Regions from separate parts of the Homo sapiens genome. Here region 1 is linked to region 2. Evidence: chromatin loops called from intact Hi-C (ENCODE). Cell type or tissue: PC-9. All regions are shown on one strand. Each heading gives the region's core, and the rest is flanking DNA. Links, peaks and the distances in the headings are about the cores only.

Region 1 (8,328 bases), core at 143-8,142, 55 kb after region 2:
AGTGCATGGAGTGCAGTGGTGTGATCTTGGCTCAGTGCAACCTCCGCCTCCCAGGTTCAAGTGATTCTCCTGTCTCAACCTCCCGAGTAGCTGGTATTACAGGCACCCATCACCATGCCTGGCTAATTTTTGTATTTTTAGTAGAGATGGGGCTTCACCATGTTGGCCAGGCTGGTCTCGAACTCCTGACCTCAGGTGATCTGCCCGCCTCGGCCTCCCAAAGTGCTGGGATTACAGGCACGAGCCACCATGCCTGGCCTATAAAATAGTTCTTAATGAGAGAGAGAGGAAAGGAGACAGAGCTCAAAATGAAAATGGGGAAAGGATAGGTAATTCGATTGTAATGGCATGAGAAGCTGTTAATATACAGTTAATTGGGGGAAAATGGGTTATAAAATATGGCCATCATGACTCCTTTTTTATTTTACTTTTCCAAGACAGTCTCAATCTGTGGCCCAGGCTGGAGTGCGGTGGTACAATCATAGCTCACTGCAGTCTCAAACTCCTGGGTTCAGGCAATCTTCCAGCCTCAGCCTTCTGAGTAGCTGGGGTTACAGGCATGTCCTGGCTAATCTTTTTTGTTTTTTTAGAGATAGGGTCTCACTATGTTGTCCAGACTAGTCTCAACTTCTTGGCCTCAAGTGATCCTCTCACCTCAGCTTTCCAAAATGTTGGAATTACATGCATGAGCCACTGCACTTGGCCCAACTACATTTGTATAAGACAAAAAATTCATTTGTAAGCATGTGTGTGTGTGTGTGTATATATATACACAAACATATATACACACTTATAAATGAATTTTCATTTACATATGTAAATAGATGTTTCATTTACATATATTCACATGTACATATTTACATATTACATATGTAAATATACGTAGTGTATAATATTTACATATTGTATATGTAAATATACTTCTTTATATATATAATTATTTGCTTATAATACTTAAATATATTATTTACATATATAATATGTGTGTGTGTGTGCACAGACACAGACAAAATGTCAACTATAGTTGTTACTTTTACCTTTCTACTTCCTAAATTTTCTAAAATAAACATAGAAAATAAGAGGTACCATAAAAGCCACTGAAAATTTAACATATATTTTAAACACAAAAACCATAATCAATGTGTGTATGTGTGTTGATGTGTTTGTATGTGCAAAAAAACTTTTGTAATACCAAAGAAAAAATTCAGAAATCCTGAGGACAAATACAGAATCAAATAATTGCAACAGAAACTACTAAAACTCAATTAAGTGGACTCTTCAGCGAGTCTCGGCTGAAAGGAAGTCCCTGCTGAATAAGTAGGTTGGAGTGGGGTCTCAAGAGAGCAGCCCCTGCTGCTTCTAGCTGGTGACCGATGACACCACGGGCCAGGGCTCCTATCTGGATGCCAGCAGCTTCCCTCCTGTCCTCCTGTCCCTCTCCCTTGGCCCACAGGAAGGAGGAGCGGAGAGGGCGTTACCTCCAGGCAGGCCAGGTGCACGTCCTTCATGATGCAGCCAGCACTCATCAGGACTTGCTGCTTCAGAAGCAGGCAGCTCAGCTCCAGCGTCGCCAGCCGGATCTTCCCATCTGCAGAGCACACCAGGGTAAGCCTTGCACACCCAGGGTGGGGCGCCCTTAAACCCAAGACTGCTGCCTATCCACGTTGAGGCTAGCAGGTCACATGATAGACCAACTGCTCATGGCTCCCAACATCCAGTGGGGACACAGTGGGAACCCCCCATGCCCAAACCATTCCCCATCAGTTAGAATTCAATGTTCTCCATCAAAACTACCTATACCAAATACTTCCCTGAAGTCCCTTTACTGACAGGGTGCAGGAAAAAGAGGGTGACTAAACACTGTTGAGGCCTGGAAAGTGGCCCTGCACCCCCACTTCCTTTAGAGAGCCGCCAGTCCCACTCTGGGTCATGTGATTTGGGTGGAGCTGATCCTCCTTCCCCGTTCCAGGGTTGGGCACATCACCTGGCCAGTTGGGGTGCTCCATATTCCCTTGGTCCCAGTGACTAGGTAAGAACCAGGCAAGGGAGCCAGTCAGAGCCAGTAAGGCTCAACCTCACAATCTGCTGGAACTGCTGGGTTAAGAGAAATTCTCCTTGTGCCGGGCTGAGCAGAGGACCGTGGTGACGCCCTGAGGGGCACAAGCATTATAATCTATATCGGCCACCTCCTCACCCTTGCCAGCATTTTTAATCTTAGTAAAGTATTCTACAAATATCACTTCGAGATCTCTCTTCCAACTAGACTGTTCAAATCTAAGTGTCTCCCGTAGAGTAAGTCTAGAGTCTCAGTGCAGAAAGGGCTAGCTGGAGGGGCTGGCATTTATCTCGTCAACCCAGAAGGTGGCAGAGGCCAAAGGTAGAAAAATACTGTTTGAGCCCCTGGATCCAGCTTTGCCTGAAGCTAGGCCTCAGCAGTCTTTATAAGCTAACACAGCTTTGTCTGCTTGTATTGTTTAAGCCAGAGTGAGTCGGGTTTCTGTCAAGACCAAGAGAGCTCTAACACAGCTTACTTACTATGCTATTACTTACTTACCACTGTGAACGAGGCACAGTGCCGAACACTTTATATAGGTCCTGAAGGAATCTCTATAAAAACCTATTGCAATGAGTGCTGGAAAGATTGAGGCTTAGAAAAGTGAAGTGACTTGTCCTAGGTCTCATAGCTGGGTAGTGGTAGACTGCAGGTGCTCAGAAAGCCAAAACCCGCATCTGGCATCTCTCCTAGAAGCATCTGTAACTGACTGACTGAAGGACAACTGCTCTTATGCAAACTCCTCTGTGGGTCTTTCAAGTTTATTTCTGGTGAAAGGTCCCACTGTGGAGAGGAGGAGGCCTTCAGGCTATGCCTCTAAGGCCTTGGAAACATCAGAGACCACGATAGGTCACTGGGAAAAAACTAAAGGCAGATACACCCCTCTGCCCACCTCCCTGCCAGTCCCTTTGTTAATGCATTGTAAGTCAGGTGAAAATAAGTGAGAAAAGGGGATCTGCCTAAAAAATGAAACAGCAGGCCAGGCGCAGTGGCCCAACCTTGTAATCCCAGCACTTTGGGAGGCCGAGGTGGGTGGATCATGAGGTCAGGAGTTCGAGACCAGTCTGGCCAACATAGTGAAACCCTGTCTCAACTAAAAATACAAAAAAATAGCTGGGTGTGGTAGTGTGCACCTGTAATCCCAGCTACTCAGAAGGCTGAGGCAGGAGAATCGCATGAACCTGGGAGGCGGAGGTTGCCGTGAGCAGAGATCACTCCATTACACTCCAGCCCAGGTGACAGTGCGAGACTCCATCTCAAAAAAAAAAAAAAAAGAAAAGAAAAAGCGCTATCACAAAAAATAGGTCTTCCCAAACATAATACAAGCCCCAGGGATGACCAAGGACTGGGTGGTCTCGGCTCCATCGGCTCTCCTGGCCCCACCCCACTCAGCCCCAGCACTAGCGTAACCTCTCTTCAGCTGCCCAGTCCAAGTGAGTTTTTCTCCAAGCGCATTCTCACTCCTACCTGTTTCCATACCTACCCACAACTGTTGCTGGTAACAAAACTCTGTCTCCTACGTCTACTGGCCCGTTAAACCTTCGAATGTTCTCCCCTCACTCCACTGTCAGCCTAGTTCTTTCTCATAATATTACCTTGGGCCACCCAGACATAGCGGGGTGGGGGCGAAAACATTGACAATCTCAGCAAAAGAAGGGCGGGGTGTGGAAGAAGAAAGATGGTTACCAAGTGGCAGGGGATGGGATGGCAAAAGGAGACCCAGAGCTAAGACACAGTCCCAGCAGGCAGGAGGGCTGGCCCAGGATGCAGGGGTTGAGAGGCAGAGGGAGAGGTTGGGATGGGCCCGGATTCTCAGAAGGCTCAGGCCTAGCACCCAGGGCTCAGGCTCCCAGTGGGGTCTGCTTCCTACAACTGCGTGGCCCTGTGGACAGACAACACCCCAAGTGGGCACCTGGCTGGGCAGCGTTGTTCATGATCCTGATGAGTCTTTCAGCTAGCGGGTGGTTGTAGGTGGTCTTCTCGGCCGCATTTGGCACGGGGAGCTGGATTCGCTCTAATTTTTCAGGATCCATGCCTGGAACAGAGGAGAAGGATGTAAGTGGAGGCCTCCTGACTACCTGACCTCCTCATACCGAAAGGTCCTGTAGAGTGGGGTTTCCTCAACTTCAGCCACATATGTTCCCTCTTGGTGATTTCTTTTCCTTTTTCTTTTCTTTTTTTTAGTTTTTAATAGAGACAGGATTTTGTCATGTTTCCCAGGCTGGACTTGAACTCCTGGGCTTCCCCAAGTGCTGGGCCTCCCAAATTGCTGGGATTACTGTTGTGAGCCACTGCGCCTGTCCCCTCTTGGCAACTGCTGTCATGACTGGTTGCTGTTGGTGCCATAACTTATCGCAGAGCTCTCCATAAACTGAACTTACATAAATGTATTAAAACATACATTTTCTATTTCTTATAAATAGGAAATCAGGATTGATGCAATAATTGCCAGTAATAATATTTTAAAAATCAAAAAATGTTTTTGCATGCTAGCCAATGACTTTTGACTGCCTACTCATGGTGGCCCAAGACCTGATCTTTGTTAAAAAGGGAGGTTGGCAGGTACTTAATAGTGTTGGAGAGAAGCTAGCCCCAAATGGTGGCATTCTCCTAGACACAGGGAAGGGAGTAGAAAAAGGGGACACCATCCCATAGCACAACTCACTGCCACTGTGTGCCAGGTCTGAGGGCCACCTGAGGCCACTCCCGTATTACGCACCTTCTACGCTTGAGGAAATCCAGGCCTAGAGAAAGAGAGACTAGACACGAAGGAAATACAGTCATCCCCAACAATTGTGCCCTCAAGCTTTTAATGACAAACTCAAAAGCTGAGCCCCACCCTCAACACATGTAGGAGGAATCAAGTTGTGAGCCAGGTGAGGCAGAGGCCACGCCTGCCCCTGAGGGTGACATTAGCAGAAAGACACTAAGCTAAGCCTTTCTTACAGAAAGGTGCACATATTAGGTTGGCACAAAAGTAATTGCAGTTTTTGCCATTAAAAGCAATTGGAACACCGCAATTACTTTTGTGCCAACCTAATACAATGACACCAATACAGCAGAGATCTATCATTAAGAGGCAAGGGAATCATTTTTCCTCCAGTGAAAATTCAACAATTCTTCCTGCCAAAACTAACAGCATTTGAAAGATAAAATATTAGATGGGGGTGGGGAAGGTAAGTGGGAAAGGAAAGAAGAACAGGCAAGTGTGTGACTTTGAGCCCTGTTGTCATTTCTCCTAAAGAAGCACACAGGACCTGCAGTGACAGAAGACCTGTTAGGGCTACTAGAACAGTTCCTGCCTGGAGTAAGAGGTCTTCAAACTCCTTATCTGCTCAACTGACGTGGCTCTTCAAAAATACACTTACAGAAACAAATATTTTGCTTGATCCAAGCTTGGAGAACTGAATGGATTATTTGCGCTTGTACCACGTCTTTTCCTGTTACTCTACAAAAGGGGGAAAGGTGGCACTTCTCGGAACTCTTAAAATACGGTCCCTTGAGTACCAGATGACGCTTCATTTAGAACCTTGACAAAATAGTGGAAGATAGCATTGAAGAGATGATTGTCTGGATTCTAAGTAACTCCTGCACATGCACATTGATGTAATAAGAAGTAACAATATATCTTGCTTTTCTGAATTCCTTCCAGCTCCCAGAAAGAGGCTAAGTCATACCAAGGAGATGACCTGGGTGAGGGACGGCCTAAAGACTTGAGTAGGGTAGTAGTCTCTCTCATGCCCCAAAACGCCCCACAAATGTGGGTTTCCTCAAAAAATTTCATTGCAGTGAAAATTTAATTTGTGGCTTCTGTATCCCATGTTAATGCTAAATGTGTAACTCTGAAGGATTCTGGCTTATTGAATGGCAAGAAGAATGTCAACTGAATCTTTCTGGCATTTGTTTTTTCCAGAGATGTTAACACTGTCCTAACATCTCTCTACTCGTTAATTTCTGGCCCTTTGAGAACTGCCAGTCAGTGGTTCTGGGGGTGGGGGTGGGGGTGGGGGTGGGGAATAAAAGCTCCTCTGTGTCCCAGGTGCATTGCCCAACTTTATAACCCATCAGCAGTCACTCCGCTTCAGAGAGGATAGCAGAAAGGGCCTGGCTGCTCGCTCCTTCTAGAATGGGGCAGTGGCCACAGAACCATGGAAAGAGGCAAACTAGGACCAGGCCTTGAATTTCCAGAGAGAGGTCCATTTTGTTTCTTTCCTATCATTGCCCCTCCGTCTCCTTAGAATTTGTGGACAGTGAGGAAATCTGGGGCAAGCTCTTTTCTTGACAGGAAGAAAAGCGTCCCAAGATGATCTCGACTTTTCTCAACTCTCCGTGAAGGGAAGGTCCCAGAGGATAGAAACACTTCTCTCTGTACCAGGTTCCAAGTCCAGCCTTTTCCTTTCATGAGGAAGTTAAGGCCCAGAGTTGTTATGTTGTTTCCCCAAGGTCACAGAGCAAGTCAGAGACACAGCTCAAACCACTTTCAGGTGATCCCGAAGGTGGGTGGGGTCCAAATGGGAAAGGGTGGCAGCACCCACACAGCCAGCCCACCAGGAGCACACAGGGGGCCCGTCCTCTTGGGCTGACAAAAGCCACCCCTCTGTGTCCCTGGGCTCACCCTCTCTTAGGGGGACAGCTGGGTACAGCAGGAATGAGAAGCCTAGCGGTGGGGTGCGGGAGGAACTTTGTTTTGATACTTTACCTCTTTGAACCTCAGTTTCCTCACCTGTGAAGTGGGAATAATTATGGTAACTACCCGCCCCACGACTGCTGTCAGGATCGAAAGAGAAAAAGCACTGTCACAGGCCAACAACTTTATCTCTCATTATTATGCACAAATGGGAATTTTTAGTTTGAGCACTGCTTAATGCATGGATGAGAATTTTTAGTTTGAGCATGACTTCATGTGTTTCCTTATCATTCGTGTTATAAAAGGAAAGTTAGGCCGGGCACGGTGGCTCATGTTTTTAATACCAGCACTTTGGGAGGCCAAGGTGGGCAGATCGCCTGAGGTCAGGAGTTTGAGATCAGCCTGGCCAATGTGGTGAAACCCCGTCTCTACTAAAAATACAAAAATTAGCTGGGTGTAGTGCACATGCCTGTAGTACCAGCTACTTGAGAGGCTCAGAAATGAGAATTGCTTGAACCCAGGAGGCGGAGGTTGCAGTGGGCTGAGACTGCGCCACTGCAGTCCAGCCTGGGTGACAGAGCGAGACTCTTGTCTCAAAAAAAAAAAAAAAAAAAAAAGGAAAATTAGAACAAAAGAACACAAGGATAAAACCTAACAAGAGCTAAATCAAGCTACAGACAGCCCAAAAGAGGCATGCTGAGCTGCTGGGGGCCCCTCTCAGGGGGCGAGCTGCTCAGGTTGGATCCTAAAGGATGAACAGGAGTTTGCCTTGAACTGGACAGGGAGGGCCAGGACTTGCCAAACCAAGGTGGGACTGCAGGGAGTGGAGCAGACCCAGAGAGGTCTGGGTGGGAGAGAGCCGGGGAGGGGGTGATGAGGTGGAGGATGGGGGAAGGGACAGGCAAGGCTTCGTGCCAGGATCCTGGAGGGTGATGCAGTGGAGGGGCCCAGGAGAGGCAGCTAGCGGGCCGTAACATAATCTGGTTGTGCCCTGGCTGACTGGGGTGGTTCCATTCCCCTGACTGTTCCAAGTGGTCTCCATGCTTCCGGCCCTTTACCCCAAACTGACCTGCTAGTGCCATGCAGTCCATGTGAGGTAGATTTTACCACCAGCCCTGGGAGGCAGAGAGCAGAGGTGATTCCACACAGCACACGGCAAAACTATATAACAGAAACCCCTCTGAACATCTCCCTTCTTTCCCCAAAGCTCCTTCTGGGCCAGGGGCCCCATTCTCTCTCCCAGCTCTTTTTCCCACCATGGCCTTTAAAATCCTCTCTTTGACTCCAACTATCCAGTGTTTTGAAGGAGGCCTTATCATTTACCAAAATACTCAGTCAAAACAAACAAACAACAACAAAATCACCAGTCTCTCTGGGGAAGGACAGAGTGTCTTTGGAAGGAAGGAGGAGAGGATTCTGCTAAGATGACAAGATTGCCTTCGCATGGTAAGCTCTGAAGAAATGGTGACCATCAGCCAGGCATATGACGTAGAATGCTTCATTTCATCCTCATGACATTCCATGAAGTGGCTAATAGTATTTCCATTTTATAGACGAGGAAGCTGAGGCTCAAAAAAGACATGAGCTTGCCTGGGGTCATGTGGAGAGTGGAAAGCCCAGCCCTGAATGCAGCCATGTGGCTCTTACC
Region 2 (8,328 bases), core at 228-8,227:
GCTCACTGCCTGGGCATCTCTCTGTCCTGGCCCCCACATAGGACTGGGCCCAGTGGAGGGGTGGGAAAGGCTCTTGAACGAAGGAGTTGAAAAGTTACTCCCACACACAGCACTTGGGCGAGAATGTGCAGGCAACTGGAAAGGCTGAAGCTCACACACAGCGTCTTGGGAGAGATCCAGGGTTCCTCGAAGGGAGGCCCATTGGCAGCCTGGGGCACCCGGTACTGGGACAAAGTGCAGATTTTAGGACTCCAGCCCCACCAGGCTGGTTCTCAGGGTGCAGGGCCCTGGAGGGTCTATGGACAAGTGGTTTGGAGACTTGTCAGATCCCAAATACCATTATGGATGGCCACACTAACGCCCTCACGCTCAGCTCTTAGGAAGCCACAGCTGGGACCCCACGTCTCCTTACTGAAGAGGCTGACAGTTCTTGAAGGTGGAGGGGACTCAGCAGCAACACTAAACAGGCTGGGATGCAAATACCTGGTAGCAGTTTAGAAGAAAAGGCTACCTGCCACTTGGTCCCCTGTCCCTTTCTGCATCCTCGGCGTGCACAGGCACGCATTCTCAGTACACAGGCTCACATGGCCGTTCCTTGGAGATGGGGCTGAGCAGGATCTGACTTCTGTGTCTCCATCTTCTGGCTTTTCTGTTGAGGGGTGGGCACTGAGAACTCATTGTTTGCCACCATGCTAGTGCGTGCTGCAGAGGCCTCGGTTAATCCCTAGAGCGGTGGCTCCCAAACTCTACTGCATGTAGGATCACCTGGGATCACTGAAAACAGATGCTGGCTCCTGCCCCCAGACAGTCTGATTTAATTGGTGTGGGGTGTGACCTGGGCACCGGGCGCCTTAAAGCTCTCCAAGTGATTCTACCACACAGCCAAGTCTACATACCACTTGGCCTTGTGGCATCACTTGTGGGAGGCAGACCTCCCTACACCTGTCGCCCGTGGGCCAGCTGAGGAGACAAACCTGCCCAAGGTCATACCCTGAGCCAACACTGAAGTTGGTGGAGTCTGATCATAGGTTTGTGCTCCTGCTATTATAATGCAAGGAACTCACAGCCCATGGATAATTGAAAAACAAAGCAAAGCACAAAATCCTTTTCCTCATCACACTCTCAGACACTGGGGCAAGACGTTTCAGGCCATTCATAAAACAGACGTAAACCAATGGGGCCAAAAAGCTGCTGGATTTTTCACACACAGGGAAAGCTCACTGAAAAAACACCAGTAAATACGGAGGCTGTAATGCAACCCCAGGACTGATGGATTGCTCATAACATCCCCGGGAGTTAATTAGAACAGCCCTGAACTCAGTTCTGTGTCGGTGCTCCTTGCCATTAATGATTCAGGTAAAGAAGGAAGTAAAATAATAGGGCAGGGAAGGAAATTAATTGAACTAAGCTTTTTAAAAATATTTCTGATGCATCAAATTCTAATGAAAGATTAACACACACAATGGAAATATTAAAAGGCACTTACAGAGGCCCCCAAAACACAGAGAAAGAAACCTGTCAAGGGCGAGGGAGCTGATTAAATCTTTCAGATAAGAAAATTGGTAAGGGATGTGAGGCATTTACTCACAGTTGTGAATTTTCATCAGGAAAACAGCCCCTGGTTACTCACCCAGCTGCTCACACTGGGACAGCCTTCCTGGAGGGCAACTTGGCAATTGGCAAAGAAGTCTTTCAGCTGGGCATGTCCTTTAACCTGTTCTAGAATTTTAGGTTACCGCCGTTCTCATGGTTGGGTGTAGAGATTCAGCTACAGGGAAGTTCAAACTTGGGGTGGGGAGGACTTAAAAAGGGAAAAATTCACAGATACTGGGAAACTAAATCTTGGCAGGCCCTCATGGTGGCATGTTATACAGTCAGTTTTTTAAAAATGCTGTTAAAATGGTGGTTCCTAAACTTTAGTCATTTCCTGACCATCCTAAGGATTTTTTCCTAGTTGTACCACCTGTACCGTTTATGTGATGTTTTCTTTAGATTATGTCCCTCCCTTTGTATTGAAATTTATAAGGAAAATTTCATTTACATCAACGCAAAATCAGCATCATCTTTCATAGAAGACATGATTACGTACATGGACAAAATATTCCTACATTTGCCAACCAAGAATTGCCTCAGGCACCACCTCTGGAAAAGTCTTGATGAGACACACAGCTTGGTGATGCAGGGACAAGGCACCCCCATAAGGCCTGGAGTGAAAAATTAAGGTTATCGAACAGCGTGCACAGGGTGACCTCATTTTTGTAAAATGAACTCATGTGGTTATCTTTGGGGTATGGTATGGTTACAAGTGTTTTTTAAATGCTTGTTTCTCTTAATTTTCTACAGTGAATAGATAATACTTTTATAATCAGGAAATAAATTTAGAAAACTTTCAATGGTCTGTATTCCTCCCGTGGGTCTCTGTGTGCTTCTTGGGACACAGGTCTGGAAGAAAACATACCCACTGTGACTGTGGTTATCCAGGGAAGTGGGATGAGGAGGGTGGACATTACTTAGTTTTTATTTTATTTTACTTTTTGAGACAGGGTCTCACTCTGTCACCCAGGATGGAGTGCGGTGATGCCATCACAGCTCACTATAGGCTTGACTTCCCGGACTCAAATGATCCTCCCACCTCAGCCTCCTGAGCAGCTGGGACTATAGATGAATACCACAACACCCAGCTACATAAAATTTTTTTTTTTTAGAGATGGGGTCTTGCTATGTTGCCCAGTCTGGTCTCCAACTCCTGGGCTCAAGTGATCCCCCACAACCCTCGCCTCAGCCTCCCAAAGTAACTGGGATTACATGCGTGAGCCATGGTATCTGGCCTTAGTTTTGTTTTCTTACAAAGACAAGGTATTTGCACAGTATTTGTGTAATTAAAAGGTAATGGCTGGGTGTGATGGTGTGCACCTGCAGTCCTAGCTACTTGGGAGGCTGAAGTGGGAAGACTGCTTGAACCCAGGAGTTTGAGTCCATTAACTTCCAAAGTGAAGGTCTCCTTTGGTGCCAATCTTACGCTACAGCTACGCTTCTAGCTCCCTTTTTTTTTTTTTTTTTTTTCTTTTTGAGACAGAGTTTTGCTATGTCACCCAGGGTGGAGTGCAGCGGTACGATCTCGGCTCATAGCAACCTCTGCCTCCTGGGTTCAAGTGATTCTCTTGCCTCAGGCTCCCAGGTAGCTGGGATTACAGGAGCCTGCCACCACGCCCAGCTAATTTTTGTATTTTTAGTAGAGATGGGGTTTTACCATGTTGGCCAGGCTGGTTTCGAACTCCTGATCTCAGGTGATCTGCCTGCCTCGGCCTCCCAAAGTGTTGGGATTACAGGCGTGAGCCATCGTGCCCGGCTGTAGCTCCTGTCTTACTCAACTGTCCAGAGCACTGTGGCAAACCCTCAGCTATGCTGACTGCCTGGACTCTGTTCCTGGAGTGGTCATTCCCAACACACAGACCAGAGCTGGCCCGTGGAGAGAATGTCAGGACTGATCAAGGTGAAAATGGGGAGGTGGGGGGAGCCCTGCACCCAGAGTCAGAACATGATGTGCCAGGCTGCTATGAGGGCCTTTCCAGCCGTGACCCCTGCACAGCCTTTTTTCTTTTTCATCTTCTCTTTCCTTTCTTTCTTCTCTCTGGTTCTTGCTCTAAAAGCACGACCTAGAAAAGGCAGGCTTTCCACGTTCCATAACATTACCGCCCACTTTTTCCTGCTATTTACATCAAAGATCCCAAGCTCACACATTTGAAACAGAATGTCATTTAAAAGACTACCCACTTAAAAAAAAAAAGAAAAAAAAAGATTAGCAACTGTTCAAATAAGAAACAAGTCATGGAAAATGTGACTTTCATTCTAGTTCTGCTTGATCACACCTGCTAAGAAGAAAGTAGAAACTTCAAACGCATCACAGGTACTGAGGGAGCCCAGAGCTGCAAAAGGTTAAGTGCTTTATCGGGGATCATCCAGTAGTAGGAAACTTTTTCCATTATGTGCTTAAAGGCCCACAGCCCCTTTAAATAGCCCCCTGCTACCTCATAATAACGATAACTTGATTCATTCTACAGGCTTTATTGATTTAAATGTGATTCACGTAAAATTCATGGCAACCATGCAAACCTAATTTTTCACATTTGAGCTACATTAGAAACTACACGGCAGAGGCAGGAGGGAAATGAGAGAAGGCATATTCGGGCAGTGGGGCCAAGGCAGGCATGCAGGGCCCCACAGGAAAAAAGGGAGAGATTTTTCTAAAGAACTCAGATGCAAAAAGAGACACACAAGGTCAGTTCTTAAGAAAGGAGCTTGCCTGATGTGGCCTGGAAAAAGTTGTAGGGGGGGAGGTGGTGCCTGTAAATGCTTCAAACTTCAGAGGCAAGGCCTTGTGTGGCTCTCAGCTGCCCCTCCTCTGAGCAGCTGGAGCCAAGAGGGCCCGTTAAGCCACAAGAGCACTTCTGCCTCCTCCCACAAACCTCACATCTGTAGATGAAGCCGGCTCTGGCTTCCAGAAGGTTTACTGCAATCACACCTTAGGGCTGGAAACTTATCAGGCTCGGCCTGCCCAGGACAGGCGCAGAGCTTCTGAGTCAAGCCTCTGGAACCCCTGACTCATGTTACCCTTCAGTTTCCCCTTTGAGCCCCTGGAGCCTTCATCTTTGGTCACCTGAAGGTGACACAGCAAGGTGGTTCATTAGGACAGCCACAGGCTGGGAAGGGGCCCTGTACAAAAGAGGAAGTACTCTGGAGGAAAGGTTGAGACCAGGGCATGATTTAGAGGAATGGGGTCAGTCCTGCTTCCTAATGCCACAGTTACAAAAGAAGGCAGAAATTAACCACCATGGCTTCTACAAGCACATGATAGGACCTGCCTGTCGTCCAAAGACCCTCGTCACCCCTCCACCCCAACAGGCTAGGAAGCCTGTGGGTCCTCCCTTCTAACCAAGCCTGCCCCATCCCTGAACGCACCGTGGCTTGGGTCACTGTCCTCTCACCTGGGGTGAATGAGAGAGGCATGTTTCACCAGCTGCCGCCTCCATTCTTGCTACCTCATCCCTGCTAACTGTGCCATGGAAGTGGGCTTCCTGGAGCTGCTCCCAGCCCACTTTCCTGTCCTTCAGCAGGGCCCCTTCTCTGCACTGCCACACCCTCATATCCTGGCTCGCCTTCTACCTCCTCTTGCTCAGTCTTGTACACGCCCTGCCCTCTTCCACCTGTGCTGTGCCCAGGGTGCATCTGCCCACCCTCGGCGCCTGGCTGATATTTACTTCTTCAAAAATACGCCCACTTTGCTTTAAGACAGATTCATTTGGTGACTCCTCAGTGCCAGGCGGTATAGATATGAAGAGAAAGGTGACCAGTCACTGCCCACCTTCCAACCCTTGAGTCCGGGCAGAATCACTGAAGTGTCCAGCAGGGCATGCTCCCGGCCTGTACACTGGAAGCCTGTTTGTTCCTTTGCCTGAGTGCCACAGGAAGTGTCAGCTAGGGTTTAGGAGGCCTTGAAGCACTTTTTGAGTCCTAGACTCATACTCACTGGGACGAGTATGGCCACGGTAACCGCACTGGCTGAGGAAAAGTGGCTTTGTTCTCCAAATGTCCCAACTCCAGGGCCCAGGCTCACTGTGAGGGATGGCAGGGAAGGGCCACTCCAGTGAAGCCTACTGCCCTTCTCTCTCTCACTCTGCTGTGCTGAGCAGGTCTAGCTGAATTCATAAGAGATGAGGGTGCACACCATGTGATGCCCCAAAAGCACCATGAGAAGGGGGTGCAAAGGCTGTAGGAGCCAGCAGGGAAGTGGAGGTGGTGGGGGGTACAGGAGGAGGAGATCCCTGAGATGGGTCTGGACAGATTGCCCAGGTAAGGATGCTCCTCATCCCAGCTCCTCCCTGCTCCATGGGGGCCTCGACACTGGGGTAGGGGGAGCTTCCTGCCTCCTGGCCTGTCTCCCACTAGACTGGGGACAGTCATGATGATGAGGATAACGACAGTCACCATGCATTGGGGATTCTATTATGGATCAAACGCTTGTTAGTATATTTAATTGTCACGACCACCGTGTTTTATAGAAGAGGAAACCGAGGCCCACAGAGTTTCAGAAGCTCGGCCGAAGTCATACAGCTCATAGACGACAGACCCAGTCCTCAAACCCTGATAGATTCTGACTCCAGAGCACCTACTCTCACCATTGTGCCACGAACAAAAGGAAGGAAGGAACCAAAAGTTTTGGGGACAGGAACTGAAATCAGTTATGTTCAAATCTGTATTTGCAAAAACGTTCAAGGAAATGCTGGAAATGCCTGCAAGCCAGGGATTGGTTTAAGCATGGGCTTTTTTGTGTTTGTGTGTGTTTTTGTTTTTGAGACAGAGCCAGGCTGGAGTGCAGTGGTATGATCTTGGCTCACGGGAACCTCCCGGGAGGCTGTGATCCTCCCGCCTCAGCCTCCCAAGTAGCTGGGACTACAGGCTCCCACCACCACACCTGGCATGTGTGTGTGTGTGTGTGTGTGTGTGTGTGTGTGTGTGTGTTTGTTTTTGTTTGTTTTTTGAGACAGGTCTTACTCTATCGCCCAGACTGGAGTGCAGTGGTGTGATCTTGGCTCACTTCAGTCTTGACCTGCTGGGCTCAAGCGATCCTCCCACCTCAGCTTCCCAAGCAGCTTGGACTACAGGTGCATACCACCACACGTGGCTAGTTTTTCGTTTTTGTAGAGATGGAGTTTTGCCATGTTGCCCAGGCTGGTCTCGAACTCCTGACCTCAAGTGATCTGTCCACCTGCCTCCCAAAGTGCTGGATAAATTACAGGCGTGAGCCACTGTGCTTGGCCTAAGTGTGTTTTTAAGGAGCTTGTTTTCTGTCGATAATGGAGGGCTTCTGCACACTGAGTCCAAGCAGACCCTACAGTGAGAGAGGGCAGCCGACGGGGAAGCCTTCTGAGGAAGCAAACCCATGGCAGTCCCAGGGTGTCAGAACACCCCTGCTGAGTACCTGTTACTTAAGCACACCTTTCCTGCAAAGAAAAGTGGGGTAACTTACGAGGGGGAGCTCAGGCATCAAGTTCAGCTACCCGTGGGTTACCAGAAAGCCTAGCAGATCATCTGCAGCCTGAGTCATGGAACTTGAGCTTACACCTATCAGAGGCCTGCTGTGTTTCAGGCATCGTGCTCAAAGCTTTCCTGACAATTTTCCTCATTTTTCAGATGAAGGAAACCTGAGGCTCAGGTTAAGCCATGTGCTGAGGTCACCTGGTTGGCAAGCAGCAGAGGTAGCTTGAATGCTGGCGGTCAGACTCTGCGGAGTACCCATTTACCCACTAACTCTACCCATCTCCGAGCCAGCGCCCTTCCCTGTGCAGTGCCAGCCCCTCAGGACAGCCCTGCAGAGGTGGGGGAGGCCTGAGACTCAGTAGGTGCAGAAGGCTGCCAGGGCACACAGCCCCACCCGCCCTACGAGGTGAATCACAGCCTTCAGAGCATGCTCTTGCCTCTACCTGCTGCCTCTCAGGCGCCACTGGGGCCAGACCCGGGGGCATCCACCACAAAGTAAGGCTTCTTCATCAAGTGGCCGATACTGAATAGGCCTGTGAGCTTTTACTGAAAGCCACACACAACTTCCCTTTTACCCTTTGAAATAAGTGATATCATTTTCAACACCAGTTATCCATCTCCTGTGTCTTTTAATAGAAGCAGCTCATGGTGTGAGTTGGGGGAGATATAAACACAGGAGGGAAAACTGCTTACCTCACGTCTTTATGGAGAAAGGAGATTAGGCGCTTTAAAGGCAAAATCCTGGCTAGGCTTGGTGGCTCACGCCTGTAATCCCAACACCTTGGGAGGCCAAGGTGGGCGGGGTGCTTGAGCCCAGAAGTTTAAGACTAGCCTGGGCAACGTAGTGAGACCTCATCTCAAAAAATTAAAATAGGCTGGGCACCGTGGCTCATGCCTGTAATCCCAGCACTTTGGGAGGCTGAGGTGGGTGGATTACTTGAGGTCAGGAGTTCAAGACGAGCCTGGCCAACAAGGCAAGAAACCCTCTCTCTACTAAAAATACCAAAAAAAAAAAAAAAAAAAAAAAAAAATTAGCTGGGTATGGTAGCGCATGCCTGTAATCCCAGCTACTTGGGAGGCTGAGGCAGGAGAATCACTTGAACCAGGGAGGGAGAGGTTGCAGTGAGCCAAGATCACACCACTGCACTCCAGCCTGAACAACAGAGCGAGACTCTCTCTCAAAAACTAACTAAATAAAATAAAATAGAAACAAAAATCCAGAGAGCCTCCTAAAACACTGGACTGTAGATTCTCTGGACCTCCAGGCAGGATGTTAGGTAAGCGGGGAGT

What was found. A loop is a pair of places that touch in the nucleus more often than their neighbours do. Peaks named below come from ENCODE experiments on the same cell type or tissue, not always from the same donor. Only the 100,000 strongest peaks of a DNase experiment are listed, where the experiment ranks them.
Region 1: a loop joins it to region 2, with 2.8 times the contacts of the local background. A loop is called at or near these places in 5 of 110 quality-filtered maps.

The regions. Positions count from the first base shown.
Region 1 is chr16:11,035,514-11,043,841 of GRCh38, reverse strand. It overlaps CLEC16A (C-type lectin domain containing 16A), which reads right to left. Exons shown (of 24, transcript NM_015226.3): 14 at 3,966-4,088; 15 at 1,479-1,588. Among named protein-coding and RNA genes, the nearest start is that of CLEC16A, 95 kb to the right of the region's middle. In PC-9, for the core only: no CTCF peak of the experiment used is centred there; a DNase peak (open chromatin) is centred at 4,851; H3K27ac peaks cover 2,154 bases.
Region 2 is chr16:11,090,553-11,098,880 of GRCh38, reverse strand. The region is part of intron 19 of CLEC16A (C-type lectin domain containing 16A); the gene reads right to left. Among named protein-coding and RNA genes, the nearest start is that of CLEC16A, 150 kb to the right of the region's middle. RefSeq lists enhancers at 3,959-4,008, 7,380-7,469. In PC-9, for the core only: no CTCF peak of the experiment used is centred there; a DNase peak (open chromatin) is centred at 4,600; H3K27ac peaks cover 1,444 bases.